2 separate regions of the Homo sapiens genome follow, and region 2 is linked to region 1. The links are chromatin loops, found by intact Hi-C in ENCODE. Cell type or tissue: heart right ventricle. All regions are shown on one strand. Each heading gives the region's core, and the rest is flanking DNA. Links, peaks and the distances in the headings are about the cores only.

Region 1 (8,330 bases), core at 176-8,175:
GCATTTCAGTGAATAATGTTAATGTGTATTCCAAAATTGTATGGGATTTCTAAAGTTCTGACGTCTGAGAAAGTGTTATGAATCATAATTAGGGTTATTATGTTAGGTTATTGTAGACCACAGTGGTTACCAAATTTCTTTGTCAATCATGATTTTGACTGTGACTACCCTAGGACATTTTGACATTCATAGGCAATTGTTGTCTTGTTTTTTATGTTTGTTTGTTTTTGAGATGGAGTCTCGCTCTGTTGCCCAGGCTGGAGTGCAGTGGCGTGATCTTGGCTCACTGCAAGCTCCGCCTCCCGGGTTCACGCCATTCTCCTGCCTCCCTCTCCCGAGTAGGTGGGACTACAGGCGTCCGCCACCATGCCTGGCTAATTTTTTGTATTTTTAGTAGAGACGGGGTTTCACCGTGTTAGCCAGGATGGTCTCAATCTCCTGACCTCATGATCCGCCCACCTTAGCCTCCCAAAGTGCTGGGATTACAGGCGTGAGCCACCACGCCCGGCTGTTGTCTTGTTTTGATCTTCTTCAAAGGGTGGATTATAGACCTCAAGTGCAGGTTTCTGATAACTTTGGAGATTGTGAACAGGAGTTGACTGGGTGAATTGAACTAATGGAAGACCAAAGTAATCATTCTTGATTTTTTGCTTGGAACATTGCTGATCCCTTGTTTTGTTTTTCAGAATCAAGGAAGCTTTTCTTTCCAGCTATTGTAGCTTTTGACATTTGTAGGAGTGAACCAATCAGTGATCTCTGACTGCAGCTCAGAAGAAACTAAAGGGACAGACTGTCAAACTCCAAATGGTGATGCAAATGGAGCCTCAGACGATGACTCCCTTTTACTGGGAGCCCTTAGATAGGCCCCCGAGGGAAAATCTGACTGCCATTTTTCTGAAAACAATGCCCCCTGTCAGCATGAAGCAGTTAAGAATGACCATCATCCAGCCAGGCTCGGTGGCTCACGCCTGTAATCCCAGCACTTTGGGAGGCCGAGGCAGGTGGATCACGAGGTCAGGAATTCAAGACCAGCTTGGCCAACATGGTGATTCCCCGTCTCTACTAAAAATACAAAAATTAACCGGGTGTGGTGTCACGCGCCTGTAGTCCCAGCTACTTGGGTAGCTGAGGTGGGAGAGTTGCTTGAACCCGGGAGGCAGAGATTGCAGTGAGCCAAGATTGCACCACTGCACTTCAGCCTGGGCAACAAGAGTGAAACTCCGAAAAAAAAAAAAAAAGAATAGTCATCATCCCTACCCTAACAGCAGTTAGACGTACCTCTTCAGAGGGGAGTTTGATGGCTGTGGCAGGGCCAAGCAGGAGTCCCGCCCCTCCTGAGTTGGGATGAGATCTCTCCAGGTGCAGCTGCAGCTGCCCAAACCACAGCTGCAGAGCCGGGCCTCCCACTCCACAGAGTAAACAGGAGTCGCACACACCCCCAATGCAGCTGCAGCCACCCAAACAGAGGCTGTGTACCCAGGCATCCCTGCACTCTTGGGGTCCCAGGAAGGTTTCCCTGCCCTCGCAGGCTTGGAAATGCCTGCTCCCACTGCCTGGCTTCTCCCTGCTGTTGGCACCCATTCCAGTCTCAGAGCAAAGTTGGGGCCAAGCCCAGGCACTGTCACAGCCCAGCTGGGTGTGCACATGCTTGGGGCAGTGGTGACACTCCAGTCCCCTGCTGCCTCAGCCCCCTCTGGACCTTGGGTGCTGATGAGCATAGGAAGGAAGCTGAGGGAGGGGTTGAGGGCAGCTTGGTGCTGACCTGCAGGTGCCCCTTGGCATCTATAGCCTCATCACCACGAACAGCAGCAGGAGGCAGACAGGTTCCTGGGTGGAAGGGGGTGGATCCCCGGTGAGGTCCCACCTTCAAGCCAGGGAGGCCCTGAAGCCTGGGGGCCAGGCTGCCAGTCCCACAGACCAGAGTGGGAACTTGTGGTGCCTTTTCCAGGCTGCCCATGGACCAATCAGCATGGACTTCCTCCCCTCTGAGGCCCATCAAAGCCCTGGGCTCAGCCATAGCTAGACAGATATAGGGATGACCAGCTGCAAAGAGAAGCAACCCACTCCAGGGCCTCCTCTCTGCTGAGAGCTGAGCACTTGACATGACGACTAGCTACAGAGAGGATCTACCCACTCCAGGGCCTTTTTTTTTTTTTTTCTGAGCTATTCTGTTGCTCAATAAAGCTCCTCTTCACCTTGCTCACCCTCCACTTGTCCGTGTACCTCATTCTTCTTGGGCGCAGGACAAGAGCTTGGGACCTGCCGAATGGCAGGACTGGAAGAGCTATAACACAAACAGGGCTGAAACACGCCCCTTGCTTGCCGTGTTGATGGTAATGAGAAGGAGAGAAGAGCTCCAGCCCTTCAGAAAGCCTAGACCTGGGAGCTCCCTGAGCCAGGGCAGTGACTCCCTCTTTGAGGCCCAGCATGAAGCTTGGAGTCTCCAAGCTTCTGGGCTCCACCATGGTCCCTGGTGGCAGCCATGGACGCTACTTGTGGTGCACCTGGCCAAGCCGCAGCCTTGCAGAGAGCCAGTGCCCATGCCGGCACCTGGAGCTGCTCACCCTGCTGCAGCAGCCGGTGTGTCTGACTGTGCACAGGGGCTAGACCCCATGCTTGCTTGAACACACACCCCTTGCCACTCCACACCTGGCACACCCTTGGCAGGTGTGGGATCCAGGCTGGTAGCAAGAGCCGAGTGTAGCCTGCCAGGTCAAGTGGGCAGAATGAGCCCAGTGGGCCTGAGCAAAACTCAGGCAAAGATGCCACCAGCCACAGAGGTTTACAGCCAGAAAAGTGACACCATCCCAAGAATTCTGCAATGGCACCACTGCACTCCAGGCTGGGTAATAGAGCAAGACCTTGTATCTATGAACCCTGAAGACATTATGCTAAGTGAAATAAGCCAGACACAAAAGGACAAATCCTGTGTGATTCCACTCCTCTCCTAGGAGTCAACAGAGGTCCCTCAAGTCAACAGATTCATAGAAACAGAAAATAGGCTGGTGGATGCCAGGAGCAGGGGAGGGTGCTGGGGAGTGAGTGTTTCATGGGGACAGTTTCATGCTGGGAAGATGAGAAAGTTCTGGAGATGGATGAAAGAAAGTCAAATGCTATACATTCTCACTTATAAGTGGTATCTAAATAATGTGTACACATGGGTGTAGAGTGTAGAATGATAGACATTGGGTGGGCGGGGGGGGTGGATGGAAGGAGAGAAAGTGATGAAAAATTGTATAACAGATACAAAGTATATTATTCAGGTGATGGATACACGAAAAGCCAAGACCACCATTATGCAATATATGCATGTGACAAACTGTACTTGTAGCCCTTCAACTTTTTAGATTTTTTTTTTTTTTTGAGACGGAGTCTCGCTCTGTCACCCAGGCTGGAGTGCAGTGGCGCGATCTCGGCTCACTGCAAGCTCCACCTCCCAGGTTCACGCCATTGTCTTGCCTCAGCTTCCCGAGTAGCTGGAACTACAGGCGCCCGCCACTACGCCCAGCTAATTTTTTGTATTTTTAGTAGAGATGGGGTTTCACCATGTTAGCCAGAATGGTCTTGATCTCCTGACCTCGTGATCCTCCCGCCTCGGCCTCCCAAAGTGCTGGGATTACAGGCGTGAGCCACCACGCCCAGCCTAGATTTTTAAATCTAGTCACCCAGGCTAGAGTGCAATGGCGCAATCATAGCTCACTGCAGCCTCAACCTCCCGGGCTCAAGCAATCCTCCCACCTCAGCCTCCCCAGTAGCTGGGACCACAGGCATGTGCCACCACATCCAGCTAATTTTTAAAATTTTTTTTTGTAGAGATAGGGTCTCCCTATGTTGCCCAGGCTGGTCTTGAACTCCAAAGAAAGTAACATTTTGGATGTTCTGGTCTTGCTTTTGGTCCATAACGGAACTGTTACTGTTAATACGTTAAGTCTCTACCGCCCTCTAGTGGTTCACTTTATTTGCACCCCGGGAACAACGTTGAGTGTTCCCTTTTTATTTTGCCTAGTAGACGGTCCAGCCCTCTTTTGGGTACTTTTTGGAATTCCTTTTGGCCTCCAACCTGTTTCCTGTAAGCTCCCAGTTTGCTGCCTGCCACAAAAGTACACACACAGCCACCTGTTGCAATACACATACATAAGTATATATTTTTTTGAGATGGAGTCTGGCTCTGTCGCCCAGTCTGGAGTGCAGTGGTGTGATCTCGGCTCACTGCAACCTCCGCCTCCTGGGTTCAAGCGATTCTCCTGCCTCAGCCTCCCGAGTAGCTGGGATTACAGGTGCCCACCACCATGCCCGGCTAAACTTTGTATTCTTAGTAGAGATGGGGTTTCACCATGTTGGCCAGGCTGGTTTTGCACTCCTAACCTCAGGTGATCCGCCAACCTTGACCTCCCAAAGTGTGGTGAATACAGTTGTGAGCCACTGTGCCTGACCAGTGATTTTCATTTCCCTAACAACAATGATATTGAGCATCTTCATGTGTGCCTGGAGCTGCTATTATTATTATTATTATTATTATTATTATTATTATTATTATTTTGACAGAGTTTTGCTCTTGTCACCCAGGCTGGAATGCAGTGGCGTGATCTCAGCTCACTGCAACCTCTGCCTCCTGGGTTCAAGTGATTCTCCTGCCTCAGCCTCCTGAATAGCTGGGATTACAAGTGTGTGCCACCACACCCGGCTAATTTTTTGTATTTTTAGTGGAGACAGGGTTTCACCATGTTGGCCAGACTGGTCTCGAACTCTTGACCTCAGGTGGTCTGCCCGCTTTGTCCTCCCAAAGTGCTGGGATTATAGGCATAAGCCCACTGCACCCAGCATTTTTTTTTTTGAGACAGTTTCACTCTGTCGTCCAGTTTGGAGGGCAGTGGTACAATCTCAGCTTACTGCAACCTCCGCCAATTGGGTTCAAGCGATTCTTCTGCCCTAGTCTCCCGAGTAGCTGGAATCACAAGTGTGTGACACCATGCCCAGCTAATTTTTTGTATTTTAGTAGAGATGGGGTTTCACTATGTTGCCCAGGCTGGTCTCGAACTCCTTATCTCAGGCAATCTACTCACCTTGGCCTTTCAAAGTGCTAGGATTACAAGCGTGAGCCACTGCTCCAGCCCTTTTTTCTTTTTCTTTTTTTTTTTTTTTTTTCAGACAGGGTCTCACTCTGTCACTCAGGCTGGAGTGCAGTGGTGTGATCATGGCTCACTGCAGCCTCAACCTCCCTGGCTCATGAAGCGATCCTCCTGCCTCAGCCTCCCAAGTAGCTAAGACCACAGGTGTACACCACCATGCTTGGCTAATTCTTAATTTGTTTGTAGAGACAGGTTCTCGCTATGTTGCCCAGGCTGGTCTCAAAAAATCCTCTCACCTCGGTCTCCCAAAACACTGGGATTACAGGCATGAGCCACCAAGCCCAGCCTGTGCTTGGAGCTTTTGAGTTCACTTTTAAACTTGGAAAGAAGGCAGCCTAGCCCTCCTGGTGGCCGCTCCCACCCATGAAGCCAGCCAGAGGGACGAAGAGAGCCTGGCCCTGGTGACATCATTTGAAGCCTGGACCCAGCCAGGTCTGCAGCCTGGGGCTGAACTTCAAAAGTAGATATGCTGGCCAGGCACAGTGGCTCACGCCTATAATCCCAGCACTTTGGGAGGCTGAGGTGGGCAGATCACCTGAGCTCAGGAGTTCCAGATCAGCCTGGGCAACATGGTTAAACCCCACCTCTACTAAAAATACAAAAATTAGCTGGCATGCTTGCATGCACCTGCAGTCCCAGCTACTTAGGAGGCTGAGGCAGAAGAATTGTTTGAACCCAGAAGGTAGAGGTTGCAGTGAGCCGAGATTGTGCCACTGCACTCCAGCCTGGGTGACAGAGCAAGACTCTGTCTCAAATAAACAAACAAAAGTACATATTGCTGATTGTCCGTTTGTGATTTCAGTCAGTTGGGGTTGAATATTTTGTCCTTTTTCACCAACAGACCTTCCTGATTAAGCGGATCACCTGAGGTCAGGAGTTCAAAACCAGCCTGGCCAACATGGTAAAACCCTGTCTCTATTAAAAATACAAAAATTACCCGGGTATGGTGGTGGGTGCCTGTCATCCCAGCTGCTTCGGGGGCTGAGGCATGAGAATTGCTTGAACCCAGGAGGTGGAGGTTGCAGTGAGCCAAGATCGCACCACTGCACTCCAGTCTAGGCAACAGAGATCCTGTCTCAAAAAAAAAAAAAAGTATATATGCTGATTGTCCATTTGTGATTTCAGGCAGTTGGGGTTGAATATTTTGTCCTTTGTCACCAAGAGACCTTCCCTGATGGAGACTAGGATGTGCAAGGGTCATGTAGCTTGTTAGAATTATAGACTGGAGGCTGGGCACGGTGGCTCACGCCTGTAATCCCAGCACTTTGGGAGGCCGAGGCAGGTGGATCACTAGGTCAGTAGATCGAGACCATCTGGCTAACACGGTGAAACCTGTCTCTACTAAAAATACAAAAAATTAGTCGGGCGTGGTGGCGGGCGCCTGTAGTCCCAGCTACATAGGAGGCTGAGGCAGGAGAATAGCGTGAACCCGGGAGGTGGAGCTTGCAGTGAACCGAGATCACGCCACTGCACTCCAGCCTGGGCTACAAAGTGAGATTGCGTCTCAAAAAAAAAAAAAAAAAAAGAGTTACAGACTGGATTGGGAGGCCGAGGTGGGCAGATCATGAGGTCAGGAGTTCGAGACCACCCTGGCCAATATGGTGAAACCCCGTCTCTACTGAAAATACAAAAATTAGCCAGGCGTGGTGGCACGTGCCTGTAATCCCAGCTACTCAGGAGGCTGAGGCACAAGACTCGCTTGAACCGGGAGGCAGAGGTTACCCAGGCCTCTTGCTCATCGGCTACGTTCATGCCCCAAGAGGAGGCTGTGAGGAGGGGCCAGCAGGAGCCAGAGGACAGATACTGGGGATAGAGCGGGATTTTTTTTTAAATGATTTTGCACTCGGGCCACATAAGCTGGCAAAGAAGAGGAAGAGCCACGGGGTCAGGGGAGGAGGCAGGCGCTTCTCTATCCTCCTCCCTCAGAAGATTTTGTTTGTTGATTCTTTTTTTTTTTTTTTTTGAGACAGAGTCTTGCTCTGTTGCCCAGGCTGGAGTGCAGTGGCGCAATCTTGGCTCACTGCAACCTCTGTCTCCCGGGTTCAAGCAGTTTTCCTGCCTCAGCCTCCCGAGTAGCTGGGACTACAGGCACGTGCCACCAAGCCTGGCTAATTTTTTTTTTTTTTTGAGACGCAGTCTCGCTGTATCGCCCAGGCTGGAGTGCAGTGGGGTGATCTCGGCTCACTGCAAGCTCTGCCTCCCAGGTTCACGCCATTCCCCTGCCTCAGCCTCCTGAGTAGCTGGAACTACAGGCGCCGGCCACCATGCCTGCCTCATTTTTTATATTTTTAGTAGAGATGGGGTTTCACCACGTTAGCCAGGATGGTCTCCATCTGCTGACCTCGAGATCTGCCCACCTCAGCCTCCCAAGGTGCTGGGATTACAGGCGTGAGCCACTGTGCTCAGCCACCCTCCCCAAGAAGATTTTTAACTGAGGTTCTCAACTCTTTGGGTGGTCAAACACCTCTTCAGGGGCTGTCACGGAATCACAGCTCCTCTCCCCCAAATACACCAAGACACACAACATTTTGCAGATGATTTTACAAGTTTACAGACATCCTCAACCCCACCTCTTCCTACCACCATGATCCATCCTGGAGCCACAAGTGAAAAACCTCTGGCTTCTAGAACAAGAAAGGAAGAAGGACTCGGAAGCAGATGACCAGGAATCCAAGTTCAGTCCCACTACTGTCTCACTGTAGTGCAAAGAGCTTTGGAAAAGGACGGACTGGGTTCAAGTCCACGATGTGTGGCCTTAGGCAAGTCACTTGCCCTCTCTGAGCCACATCTATAAAATGAGAGTATTCTCATTTATCTAAAGTGATGCACTCCAGGCACCTAGATTGTATGCCCAAACACCCATCTTTTGCACACAATGTCAAGTGGTCTGTGGACGCTGAAACCCATCCAGGGACCCCAGATAAGAACCTCTTACTATGTGTCTAGGCTGGAATGCAGTGGCACAACCTCCACTTTCTGGACTCAAGCCATCCTCCACCTCAGCCTCCCAAGTAGCTGGGACTACAGGCTCATGCCACCACACCCAGCTAATTTTTTTTAAATTTTTCATAGAGAGGAGGTTTTGCTGTGTTGCTCATGCTGGTCTTGAACTCCTGGGCTCAAGCAATCCTCCCACCTCAGCCTCCCAAAATGTTGGGATTACAGGCATGAGACACTGAGCCTGGCCAAAAGTCTTTGCTG
Region 2 (8,330 bases), core at 177-8,176, 130 kb before region 1:
AATTATGTTAAAACTAACAACATTAAGTTTAAATATTTTATTTATACCCAAGCCAAAATTTGTTATAACAATGACTAAGACAACCAATTAGAATTGCAGACTTCTCAGGAGATCGAGACCATCCTGGTCAACATGGTGAAACACCGTCTCTACTAAAAATACAAAAATTAGCTGGGCATGGTGGTACGTGCCTGTAGTCCCAGCTACTCAGGAGGTTGAGGCAGGAGAATCGCTTGAACCCGGGAGGCGGAGGTTCCAGTGAGCCGAGATCACACCACTGCACTCCAGCCTGGCAACAGAGTGAGACTCTGTCTCAAAAAAAAAAAAAAAAAAAGGCCGGGCGCCAGTGGCTCACACCTGTAATCCCAGCACTTTGGGAGGCCGAGGCAGGCGGATCACGAGGTCAGAAGATCGAGACCATCCTGGCTAACACGGTGAAACCCCGTCTCTATTGAAAATACAAAAAAATTATCCAGGCGTGGTGGTGGGCGCCTGTAGTCCCAGCTACTCGGGAGGCTGAGACAGGAGAATGGCGTGAACCCAGGAGGCGGAGCTTGCAGTGAGCTGAGATCGCGCCACTGCACTCCAGCCTGGGCAACAGAGCAAGACTCCGTCTCAAAAAAAAAAAAAAAAAAAAAATTACAAACTTTTTAGAGGTTCAAAGTGACCACTACAGCAACAGTCTTAAGTCTCGGATAACTTAAAAGACTACTTTGTTAGCAATAACACTTACAGCAGGGTTTCTCAACCTCCTTGCTGTTGACATTTGGGGCAGGTAATTCTCTAAGGAGCTGTCCGACGCCCTGTAGGATGTTGAGCTGCATTGCTGGCCTCCACTCACTGGATGCCAGGAATATATCCCCTGCCTCCCACTTGAAACAACCAAAAGTGTCTCCAGACACTGCCTAATATACCCTGGTGGGGGGAGGGTGGGCGGTGGTGGAGTAGTATCACCCCTGGTTGAAGACGCTAATTTATAGGGGAGAGTCACATAGAAGGGCATCTACTCCTCTGCAAGGGAGAGTAGAACCTACCATTTTAAGATTCTGTTTAGGCTGGGCACAGTAGCTCATGCCTGTAATTGGGAGGCTGAGGTGGACAAATAACCTGAGGTCAAGAGTTCGAGACTAGCCTGGCCAACATGGAGAAACCCTGTCTCTACTAAAAATACAAATAATAATAATAATAATAATAATAATAATAATAATAATAATAATCGCCCAAGCACAGTGGCTCACACCTGTAATCCCAGCACTTTGGGAGGCTGAGGCGGGCAGATCATGAGGTCAGGAGGTACAGACCATCCTGGCCAACATGGTGAAACCCCGTCTCTACTAAAAAATACAAAAAATTAGCTGGGCATGGTGGCATGCGCCTGTAGTCCCAGCTGCTCAGGAGGCTGAGGCAGGGGAATCACTTGAACCCGGGAAGCGGAGGTTGCAGTGAGCCGAGATAGTGCCACTGCACTCAAGCCTGGCGAAAGAGCGAGACTCCATCTAAAAAAAAAAAGGCTGGGTGTGGTGGCTCATGCCTGTAATCCCAGCACTTTGGGAAGCCGAGGTGGGTGGATAACCTGAGGTCAGGAGTTCGAGACCATCCTGACCAATATGGTGAAACCCCACCTCTACTAAAAATACAAAAATTAGCCGGGCGTGGTGGCACGCACCTGTAGTCTCAGCTACTCAGGAGGCTGAGAGAGGAGAATCACTTGATCCCAAGAGGCAGAGGTTGCAGTGAGCCAAGAGCAGTGAGCGGAGATCACGCCACTGCACTCCAGCCTGGGCGACAGAGCAAGACTCTGTCTCCAAATAAACAAATAAATAAAATAAAATACAAAAAAAAAAAAAAAAAACAGCCAGGCGTGGTGGTGCATGCCTGTCCAAGCTACTCGGGAGGCTAAAGAGGATCACTTGAACCTGGGAGGTGGAGGTTGCAGTGAGCTGAGATCACGCCATTGCACTCCAGCCTGGGTGACAGAGCAAGACTCTTGTCTCAAAAGAAAAAAGAAAGAAAGAAAGAAAAAGATTTAGTTTAGGACCCAGAAATGAGCAAAAACGAATGAGACTGAGAAAGTGGACTGTGACATTTGGGAAGGAAAATGGCCGAGTAAGACAATGAACTGTGCCAGTTGTGATGCTTGGCATCTGTGTGCCCAACAGACTGAGGACCAACCCAGATCTCCAAGACAGGGGATTGGATTGGACCAGCATGGGTCTGGTGCCCATCCCAATCCAGTCATTTGTGGCTGTGGAAGCCGGGGGTCTTCTACCGGCCTTTGAAGGAACACCCTTTGTAGGGAGACCTAGGGGCATCTCTGAGAAAGGACAGGTTCCCCCAGAGGGCTTGTGTGTGCTCTTCCTCTCACCCTTGCCCTACCTTGTTACAGATTATCTGGGCAAAGGGCTTTGCCTGCTCAGATGAAGCCAGCATCACCCTGGGCAGGTTTCAGGCAACACTGGCCATCTGTAGAGGACTTTGAGGGGCCTTTTTTTTTTTTTTTTGAGATGGAGTTTCACTCTGTTGCCCAGGCTGGAGTGCAGTGGCGTGATCTTGGCTCACTGCAATCTCCACCTCCCCATTTCAAGCGATTCTCCTGCCTCAGCATCCTGAGGAGCTGGGATTACAGGCGCCTGCCACCACACCCGGCTAATTTTTGTATTTTTAGTAGAGATGGGGTTTCACCATGCTGGCCATGTTGGTCTTGAACTCCTGACCTCGTGATCCGCCCACCTCAGCCTCCCAGTGCTGGGATTACAGGTGTGAGCCACCGTGCCTGGCCGAGGGGCCTCCATCTTTAAGTCAGCGCATCACCCTCATCCAGTGCTTTGTTGGGGGTTCAATGGTAGAATTTCTGCAGATCCCATGTGATGCTCAGTCGATACAACCCAAGAGTTCACTTTGCGGCACCGAATTCTGTCATAGTTAAGAGCACAGGCTCTGGAGTCAGACCTTGGGTTTGAATGCTAGCTCCTCTCTTCACTTGCCTTAAGTAATCTGCCTTGGGCAAGTAATCTACCACCCCTGAGCCTCAGCTTCTTCACCTGCCAGAGTGAGGCAATGCATCAATTATCAATAAGGATGCCTTTGGTCGTAAGTGACAAAAGTCTGACCCCAAATGGCTTAAGCAACAAACAAACAAAAAGATAATCTGTTGGACCATGCAACTACAGTTCAGGGCGTGGATTTCAGGCATGGCTGGAACCAGGGGCTCAAAGAATGTGCCCAGGCTCTATTTTCCTTTCTCTATTTCTTGGCTCCGCTCCAGCCTTGCTTTCTCACATAGTCCTGAGATGGTTCAGCAGCTCCTAGAGCTACATCTTGACTCATTCACATACACAGTCTGTGTCTCAGAATTCCCAGGTAAAGTCTTCATCTTCATTATGATTGGACCACTTGAGGTCACATGTCCAGACTTGATCCAATCACCATAACCCAGGCTGATAGAACAGTTTGAGCCAATTAGGGTTGACTTCCAGATCTGTGGGTGAAGTCAGCCCCATCCAATTGGTGACTAAGAAGTAGAGTGGGGAGTGGAATTTGGGAAGGCAGCGAACAAATAATACCTAACTCCGTAGAACACTTACCACCTGCCAACTACTATTCTGAGCACTTTGCATATATTAACTCTCTTACTGCTTAGAACAACCCAAGGAGTTGCGTCCTGACATCATTCCCATTTTACAAATGAGGAAACTGAGGCACAGGGAGCTTAAGTGGCTTGGTGACGCTGCGAGGAAGTGGCAGAACTGGAAGCAGAGATCTTGGGACTTTTGTAAGAGGTGCCAGGACTGGCACATCCTAAGCCCTTCCACCTGCTGAGGATCATTCTTTAGGAAAAGCTGATAGGACGAGGTCTGGCTGGGTGAGAGGACTCCCGACTGCCTTCTCATCCTCCGCTTGTCTTTTCTGTCCACAGTGGGATGATTTCATGGAACTTGGCAGAAGTATCCCTGACACCCAACTGGAGCAGGTCATCGAGAGCCAGAAGGCGAATCAATGCGCAGTGCTCATCTACACTTCAGGGACCACAGGCATACCCAAGGGAGTGATGCTCAGTCATGACAACGTACGCCAAAGTCCCTTTGCTCTGGAGTGGTGGCCTTTGGGCTGTTTCTCTTGTTGGCTTCCAGGGGCAGGGTGGCATTCCAGGGTCTAGTACGCAGTGTGGCTCCTTCACCATTGGGGGTTAGAGAGTAGCGTAGTTGCTTCACTAGGGGGCAGCAGAGTGCAGTGATTGAGATCAAGGAATGCTGGCCATGTCAAAAGCAGAAAAATGTCTGGCAGGGTATGCACCCAGCAGACAATGATTCCTCTGTGTGAGTCAGGAAGGTTGTGTGTGTGTGTGTGTGTGTGTGTGTGTGTGTGTGTGTGTGTGTGTGTGTTTTGAGATGGGGTCTCCCTCTGTCGCCCAGGCTGGAGTGCAGTGGCGCAATCTTGGCTCACTGCAACCTCTGCCTCCGTTCAAGTGATTTTCCTGCCTCAGCCTCCCAGGTAGCTGGGATTACAGGCACCCGCCACCATGCCTGGCTAATTTTTGTATGTTTATTAGAGACAGGGTTTCACCAAGTTGGCCAGGCTGGTCTTGAACTCCTGACCTCAGGTGATCCACCGCCTTGGCCTCCCAAAGTGCTGGGATTACAGGCATGAGCCACCACGCCCAGCCTACTTTATTTTTCAGTTGTGTGTGTGTTTTGTTTTGTTTTGCTTTTTGAGACCGAGTCTGGCTCTGTGCCCCAGGCTGGAGTACAGTGGCACTCCACTCACTGCAACCACTGCCTCCTGGGTTCAAGCAATTCTCGTGCCTCAGCCTCCTGAGTATCTGGGACTACAAGCCAGTGCCACCACATCCAACTAATTTTTTGTATTTTGGGTAGAGATGGAGTTTCACCACGTTGACCAGGCTGGTCTCAAACTCCTGACCTCAAGTGATCTGCCTGCCTCGGCCTCCCAAAGTGTTGGGATTACAGGCGTGAGCCACAGCACCTGGTCTGTTTTTACACTGTTTTTAGAGATGGGTTCTTACCATGTTGCCCAGGCTGGAGTGCAGTGACTACTCACAGGCACAATCATCATGCACTTAAGCTTCAGACTCAACAGGCTCAAGTGATCCTTCTGCCTCAGCCTCCCAAGTAGCTGGGTCTACAGGTGCATGCAATCACACCTGGCCTGCTGGTTTTTAAATGAAGAATTTCTATAAAAGCATTCTTATAAATGCTTCCCTGCCCCCCCTCAGCCTAGGGTAATAGTTACCAGCACACACTGGTGTCTGACCACCTCAGTGTTGGAATCCTGGCTTTGCTACTTGTAAGTAACCATGTAAGCTGGTGTGACATTGGTCATATGACATCACCAAACTGTGTGTCAGTTTGCCCAACTGTAAAATGGGGAGAGTAGAGGGCCCAATTCTGGCAGAGGGCCTGGCCCATGGAAGGTCAGCAATGGAAGATTGCAAAAGTCAGCCTCCACTCCCTTAATACACTGTCTCAGCTAGTGCTGTATAGCAAGGTGTGGAGCTAGGATCATCCCCCTGGGTCTGGAGGTCCCGATCCTAGATCCACACCCTGGAAATCTTCTCTGAATTTCTCATTTTAACATGAATCCAAATCTTTTGCCAACACTGTCTCCTTCAGCAGAACTCCTTTCCTCCTCCTGCATCTTAGCTCAAGGCCTCTTAGAAGTTTTCTGATTTTTCTACAACTATGGTTTTTACTCTCCCACACTGTCTGTCTGAGCAATATCACGGGCCCAGGACTAAGGTCTATATGTAAATTAAAACTTGGCTTCCTGTAAAATTTGATGCATAAATATATTTTGCTATAACAACAAGGAAAGCAGGCTTCAAGTTTGGCAATAAATCACGGGAGTACAAATTAAAAGTTCAGACATTACAGAAGCCCTTGGACTCAATTGTATGATGCATGATAGAGAAAAATTATTTTTGGCCCAGTCTCCATCATCGCTCCCCTGGACCTGTGTGGTTGCTTCCACCCCATCCGGTTACCCGCCTCCCACCCAACTCCCACCCTCACCCCCACCCCCAGTCTATCCTCTCTACAGCCACCAGAGAGTGCCTGTGAGCACCTGAGTCAAGTCCCAATCCTCCTCTGTCTGCAGCCCTCCATGGCTCCCACTTCCCTCCAGGTAAAAGCCCAAGTCTCCTGAGGCCCACAAGGCACTGCAAGCCTAGCCCCATCTCCCTTCTCCTCTCCTCTCCTCCCTCTCTCCCCCTTGCTCACTCTGTTCTAGCCACATGGTCCTCCTTGCTGTTCCTCCAACACACCAGACACGTCCTGCCTCTTGGTCTTTGCATGAGCTCCGTGGGAAGTATTTTTCCACACAGCTTGTTCCCTCCCCTCCTTCGGGTGGGTCTCTGCTCAGTGTCACTTCCTCAGTGAAGCCCTCCCTAACTTCCATGTTTGAAATAGCAAACAATAAACCACCCCATTACTACCTAATTCCCATTTGGCTACTTTTTTTCTTCCTTAGAAAATTTTGACACTGTCATATTATATGCTCATTTGTTTATCAGGAACATCAGCTCCTTGAGGTCAGGGGTTTTCTGTCTTATTCACTACTGTAACTGCAGTGCCTGATGAGCAGGAGGACTCAATCCACTTTTGGGAAATGAATGAATGAGGGAAATCTGATTAAACAGGATATTCCCCTCTATGCTGGCTAGTATTTATGCTCCTAGTGGCTGCATGTGTGGTAAGACATTCTCCTAGCACAGGCATTATGAGCATAGATCCTGGAGCAAGACTGCCCACTTTTTAAAGGGGCTGGTTTTTTTCTTATTAAGTTCCTTATAGATTCTGAATATTAGTCCTTTTTTATTTTTATTTTTTTTGAAACAGAGTCTTGCTCTGTCATCCAGGCTGGAGTACAGTGACACTATCGCGGCACACTGCAATGTCCACCTCCCAGGTTTAAACAATTCTCCTGCCTCAGCCTCCCAAGCAGCTGGGATTACAGGCACCCACCACCACACCTGGCTAATTTTTGTATTTTTAGAAGAGGTGGGGCTTCGCTATGTTGGGCAGGCTGGTCTCGAACTCCTGACTTCAAGTGATCCACCCACCTCAGCCTCCCAAAGTGTTGGAATTACAGGCGTGAGCCATGGCGCCTGGCCAATATTAGTCCTTTAATTGATGCACAGTTGCAAATATTTTCTCCTATTCTGTAGGTTGTCTTTACTCTGTTAATTGTTTCTTTTGCTGTGCAGAAGCTCTTAAGTCCCAATTGTCCATGTTTGGTTTTGTTGTATTTGTTTTTGTGGTCTTAGTCATAAATTCTCTGCCTAGCCCAATGTCCAGAAGAATTTTTCCTAGGTTTTCTTCTAGTTTCTTCATTCTTCTGCACATGGCTAGCCAGTTTTCCCAGCACCACTTAGTGAATAGGATGTCCTTCCCCATTGTTTATTTTTGTTGACTTTGTCAAAAATCAGTTGGTTGTGTGTGGCTTAATTTTTGAGTTCTCTATTCTGTTCCATTGATCTCTGTGCCTATTTTTGTACCAGTACCATGCTGTTTTAGTTACTATAGCCTTGTAGTATAATTTGAAGTCAGATAATGTGATGCCTCTAGCTGTGTTCTTTTTGCTTAGGATTGCTCTATTTGGGCTTTCTGGTTCCATATAAATTTTAGAATTGTTTTATATAATTATGTGAAAAATCATATTGGTAATTTGATAGGAATTGTGATGAATCTGTAGATTGCTTTGGGCAGTATGGTCATGTTAACAATGTTGATTCTTCCTGTCAATGAGCATGGAATGCTTTTCCATTTGTGTCATCTGTGATTTCTTTCATCAATGTTTTGAAAAGTTATTCTCGTAGAAGTCTTTCATCTCCTTGGTTAAATGTGTCTGTGGGTATTTTATTTTTTGTGTAGCTACTGTAAATGGGATTGAATTCTTGATTTGGTTTTCAACTTTAAGAATATTGGTATATAGAAATGCTACTGATTTTTGTACATTGATTTTGTATCCTGAAACTTTATTGAAGTCATTTATCTAGGAGTGTTTTGGAGGAATCTTTAGGGTTTTCTAGATGTAGAATCATATCATTGGTGAACAGAGATAATTTGACTTCCTCTGTTCCTATTTTCCTATTCATACATCTTTTATTTCTTGCTTGTGCCTGATTGCTCTGGCTAGGACTTCTAGTACTATGTTGAATAGCAGTGGTGAAAGTGGATATCCTTGTCTTGTTTCAGTTCTTAGAGGGAATGCTTCCAACTTTTCCCCTTCAGTATGATGTTTGCTGCAGGTTTGTCATAGACAGCTCTTATTATTTTGGGGTATATTCCTTGATGCCTAGTTTGTTGAGGGTT

What was found. Hi-C counts contacts between places; a loop is a spot of excess contacts. Peaks named below come from ENCODE experiments on the same cell type or tissue, not always from the same donor. Only the 100,000 strongest peaks of a DNase experiment are listed, where the experiment ranks them.
Region 2: a loop joins it to region 1, with 12 times the contacts of the local background. A loop is called at or near these places in 46 of 110 quality-filtered maps.

Annotation. Positions count from the first base shown.
Region 1 is chr19:6,296,013-6,304,342 of GRCh38, forward strand. No RefSeq gene overlaps it. Among named protein-coding and RNA genes, the nearest start is that of MLLT1, 20 kb to the left of the region's middle. In heart right ventricle, for the core only: a CTCF peak has its summit at 3,945 (motif pointing left); a DNase peak (open chromatin) is centred at 3,953; H3K27me3 peaks cover 126 bases.
Region 2 is chr19:6,161,950-6,170,279 of GRCh38, forward strand. It overlaps ACSBG2 (acyl-CoA synthetase bubblegum family member 2), which reads left to right. Exons shown (of 15, transcript NM_030924.5): 7 at 3,917-4,066. The region is part of intron 2 of LOC105372255 (a long non-coding RNA gene); the gene reads right to left. Among named protein-coding and RNA genes, the nearest start is that of ACSBG2, 30 kb to the left of the region's middle. In heart right ventricle, for the core only: a CTCF peak has its summit at 4,181 (motif pointing right); a DNase peak (open chromatin) is centred at 4,212; H3K27ac peaks cover 85 bases.